2 separate regions of the Homo sapiens genome follow, and region 2 is linked to region 1. Evidence: chromatin loops called from intact Hi-C (ENCODE). Cell type or tissue: heart left ventricle. All regions are shown on one strand.

What was found. A loop is a pair of places that touch in the nucleus more often than their neighbours do. Peaks named below come from ENCODE experiments on the same cell type or tissue, not always from the same donor. Only the 100,000 strongest peaks of a DNase experiment are listed, where the experiment ranks them.
Region 2: it touches region 1 in a loop (3.0-fold over the local background); 25 of 110 quality-filtered maps call a loop at or near these places.

What each region holds. Positions count from the first base shown.
Region 1 is chr4:152,734,506-152,737,005 of GRCh38, forward strand. No RefSeq gene overlaps it. Among named protein-coding and RNA genes, the nearest start is that of TIGD4, 44 kb to the right of the region's middle. In heart left ventricle, a CTCF peak has its summit at 1,012 (motif pointing left); no DNase peak of the experiment used is centred here.
Region 2 is chr4:152,413,676-152,416,175 of GRCh38, forward strand. The region is part of intron 2 of FBXW7 (F-box and WD repeat domain containing 7); the gene reads right to left. Among named protein-coding and RNA genes, the nearest start is that of MIR3140, 74 kb to the right of the region's middle. In heart left ventricle, no CTCF peak of the experiment used is centred here; no DNase peak of the experiment used is centred here.

The DNA.
Region 1 (2,500 bases):
TGGAGGGGTTGGGGATCCCCCTTGATGGTTGCTAGGAGAGGCGTGGAGTCTGGCTGAAGGGGCATCTTACACTGAGCCATGCCCTTTCTTGGTGGCTGCCTAATGGAGGCCTTACTTGATCCCCACAACTCTATAAAGTGCACACTATTGTTATTCCAATTTTACAGAAGCAGATATATTTAAAAAGCAAGGACTTGGTGAATGAGGGCCTTTAAATTGCAGGTTGAATCTTAATCACCAATGAGGAAGTTGAGAAAGGGAGTCTATTTGGGTGTGAAAGTGGAGGGGAATAAAGGACTGGGAGGTGGATTCTGGTTTAACATGTCTGGAGTTGAAGTTGCAGGCAGCGGGGACTGCCACGTGGAAATGAGTTGAAGGTGCTTGGAACTATGGAAGTTGGCTCGGCATAGGTGTCAGAGCTGGAGAAGTGGATTTAAAGTCAGCAGTCCAAGCCAGAGCAGATTTTTCACCCCCAGATCTTCCCAGGTCTTACCACCTCAGGGAAAATGGAATTGTTTTCTAGGGGTGAGAAACAAGAAGGGATTAGAAATAAATTTCAAGGCCGGGTGCAGTGGCTCATGCCTGTAATTCCAGCACTTTGGTAGGCCAAGGCAGGCAGATCATTAGAGGTCAGGAGTTCGAGACCAGCCTGACCAACATGGTGAAACCCCGTTTCTACTAAAATACAAAAATTAGCCAGGTGTGGTTGTGGGCATCTGTAATTTCAGCTACTTGGGAGGCTGAGGCAGGAGAATTGCTTGAACCCAGGAGGCAGAGGTTGCAGTGAGCTGAGATCTCACCACTACATTCCAGCCTGGGCAACAGAGCAAGACTCCCTCTCAAAAAATAAAATAAAAATAAGTGAATTTCAATTTAGGAACCTGATAAAATCCCAGCTGTTGCCCTCAAACTACCTGTATAATATCTTTTCTCTCGCAGTGTTCTGAAGGATTTTCTCAATTTTATTGCAGGTTGAAGGCTAATGCTTTTGAAATATTGCTTTAATAGTGACCCCTAGTGTTATAAGGAGATATCTGCTAACTGATGAGGTAGTTTGGAAACGAAAATTCCCTTAACCTGAAAGTCATTGCATAGATTGATATTGCCAGAAGGTATCTTCATAAATTATTCAGTCCATCTCTCTGCCTTTAGGGAGGATCACACTTGAACAATTCCAGGTCACTTCCCTTCAAGAAAGATGTAATGGACCTGAAGAGAGTTCAGAGAATGGCAAGTAGCATAAACAAGGAGAGAAATGTACTTTCCTGTGAGAATGGATTGAAGAAAAGGAGAAAGAAGAGGACAAGGAGGAGGAGGGACAAGAAGAAACTGCAGACTAGAAAATGGACACATACAAAACAGTGAAGTAATATAACAAATCTTTACATACTAGCTCTAAGAGGCACCTCTTTGAAACTATGAAGGGGCTGCATTAGCATAATCCTGGCGACCATTTTTGAGCATTTGCTCCATGGCAGGCATGCTTACAACCACCCATAAGGTAAGAACCATTATGATCTCCATTTTAGAGATAAGGAAACAAGGTATAGCACTCAATTACTCAGCCGAGGTGCCAGATGCTATGTCTCACACCTGTAATCCCAGCACTTTGGAAGGCTGAGGTGGGGGAATTGCTTGAGTCAAGACATTTGACACCAGCCTGGGCAACATAGAGAGACCTCATCTCTACAGAAAATAAACAAAATAAGCTGCATGCAGTGATGCACATCTGTAGTACCAGCTACTCGAGAGGCTGAGCTGGGAGGATCACTTGAGTTCAGGAGGTTGAGGTTGCAGTGAGCTGAGCTCATACCACTGCCCTTCAGCCTGGGCAACAGAGGGTGAAAAACATAAAAATAAAAAAATTGCTAAGCTGAGACAGCTCCAAGGGGCAAAATCAGGATTGGAACTCAGGCTTTTTGACTCCTAAGTGTGTGCTTCTAACCTCAATGCAACAGCCCTTAACTAATAAATAGGAATGCTAATTTATATGCAGAAAGCACATAAGTCATTAAACTGGCAAAGGCTAAAAATATAAATTTGTTCTAGAAAAGTGTGGATGTGGACATGGCAGTTTGGGAACATCTGTGATGTTTTCAGGCAAATCCCCTGATCTGACCCGGTGTGCTAATTCTCGTGTCCTTACTACACATCAAATCTGCGGATTTTCAGAGTAGAAACCTCATGCAGACCAAGCAGTACATTTCAATTTTTTAAAATCTGCAACAGCAGAGAAATTCTTCATGTCTAGCTAAATCCCTCCTGTTGATGCCCATTTTCTTTTATCCTGTCATCAATGAAGATGGAAAACAGCTGGACATAATCCTCTCTAACCTTTTCTATATGTGAACACCATTAAGTCTCTCCAGGTTTCTGCTCTATCCACTTTCAAGATACATAGTCCTCCTTCCCTTTGAATATCTCCACAGGTTTTGTTATTTATCTTGTGATTTTAATGACCCTTAGGGAAGCATTTCCAATCCTAAAGAGAAGTTTGTGC
Region 2 (2,500 bases), 320 kb before region 1:
TTACTCTAAAACAAATTATTTGCTGAGCATTCAATATGCTTCCTGTACATGTCAATTTTCTGGAGGATAATGTTTAGAATAATGTCTCTTTCAAGTTAACCAATGACATTTCATCTTTTTTGACCAGAACCCACAGTAAAATTATGTTTAACATCACAACTCTGCATGCATGCATTTAAACATATTAAAACAGTGATTTCAGAGAAAGGGAATTATGAAACATTTCTGGTATCTAAAGTCCCTATAAATCACCACCGTTAATCAAATACAGTTGATTCCCATTCACAGTAATTGTGTTCTATAAAATTGCTGCAACCACTGAATTAACAAATACTGAGCCATTGCTCCTAGGGGAAATACAGTTCTCACAAGCCTCTGGTCACAACACTGTTGCCAACTGATCAATGCATAACCTTTTTTATGCGTGTTTCTGCCTAAATATATCTTTAATATACATTGATTCATTAGCATCGAACTCATGGTCAACAGCATTATAACTAATGCCTGAATTAAGTTTCTTTAACACACATTAGTTTATCTTTAAGGCAAATTACAGCCTTCCTGCACTTCGGAACATTAAACAGAACTTCAGGCTATGTTTGGGGGCCATTCTAAACTGCACAATCACTAACAAAAAGCACCAAAATGAGGAAAATGCTTTTTCCTCATGGACCATGAAAATGACACTTGTTCATGGTATGAGAGCTGCAACAAGAAGGCAGAGCATCACCCTGCAGATCTCAACTGGAAATAAGTTTGTCAGGTGGCTCAAACTTTGTGATACTCTGCACAGTATATGTCCACAAATGACTATAAAAGTATCATTCGTGGCTGTGAAAGTGACTGTGTTGTTACAGTTCTGCTAACCTAACAAAGGATAAATGATCAGAGAAATTAAAAGCTCCATTATAGATATTAATCAATAAATGTTTCAAATAAATTGAAAGTTCAGATAGCTCAGATAAAATAAAGTTGGACTTTGCATAAAATAATGGCTGGAGAAAAGAACATTACTTTTCCTTTTTTAAGTGTGGGGAACAACATTCTTCTGGCAGTGTCTTTCAAGGTAGTGGAAAGTCCAGAGAGGTCCTGACCTATGGGTACTTTAAAAAGATGCCTACAGTCAGCTCCATTCTGGATGAAAAAGAGGTATAATAATTTTGCTCTTCAAAAAAATTTAAAATAGGTTACTTAGAGAAAGCACAGCTACTCCATGACTTTCCCCAAGTCCTAGAAAATACAGGGTAACTTTTAGTGACTATCCTTTGTTGATTTAGTGGCATTTCAGGCCTACCTTGGGGGAGGGGGGTGTATTTTAGACAACTTTCTCATGAACTTTTTAAACATTTTCTCAATAACCTTGTTTTTCAAAAAGACCTTTGATAATTCAAAACCATTTGAAATGCTTATTCTAGGAATGCTTAGAGGAATAAAAGTGGGCATAGATACAGTTGTTAAATAAGTGGAGCTCTGAGAGCCTGTCTTATATTGAACTAGAGTTGCCAGCTTCAAAGAAAAATTCCAAGGCAAATACTAACTTTGAAATCATAGTAGACACTGAGGAATACAGTTTATACCAATAAAACAAGAAGTAGTTTAAGTAAATTACTAAAGCCTCTGAATCACTAGGCAACATTAACATTTTCAGAATTTACATGGGCAGGTATAATCCATTAGGCTTGAGCTACAAAGTGATTTAAGAAGCTTTAGGACAAAGATAACAAGAAAGTAAACCAACTGTACTGATCATCAGGAAGAATAACTCAAAGCTTGGAATCACTTTCTGCAAGAAGTTTAGGATTTTCACTGAATTCTTAAAAGAGCCAACACCCTCCACTTCATATATGAACTTTCTATACCCCAAATTAATAATTTATTAATTACTATGATTAGGAGTAAGTACCTGAAATGCATGATGAAATAAGTTTTATCTTATTACTCCACTGCTCAACACCCACTAAGAGCTTCCCATTTCACTCAGAGTAAAAGCCAATGTCTTTTATGGTTGCCTGTTGGGTCCTTCTATCATCTACATACATCCCCACCACTGTGAACTCATATTTTACTACTCTCTCACTTTGTTCCACCCTTTCTGTCACCGTTCTTTCTTGAGGGGTAAAGTGTGCTGCAACCTCAGAGTCTTTGTGCTAGCTATTCCTCTTTTTATTTCTTTTACTTCCTTCATAGAGGACTCTGTTCAAATGTCCCCTATTCAATGATACTTTCCCTAACCATCCAACTTAAAATAATACCCCCCAGCATCACCTTCTCTTTTCCTTTGTCCTGACTTTACTCATTTCCACAGCACTATATAAAAGCAAAAATAGTACCTGCTATATAGCAAATACCTACCTATCCATCTATCCATCCATCAATTTATTTCTGTACTATCTGCCTTCCCACACTAGAATTTAAGTTCTATAAGGAAAAGGGACTTTTGTTTTTCATCACTATTATCTCCAGCACCCACAAAAATGCCTGACTCATAAGGCACTCAAAA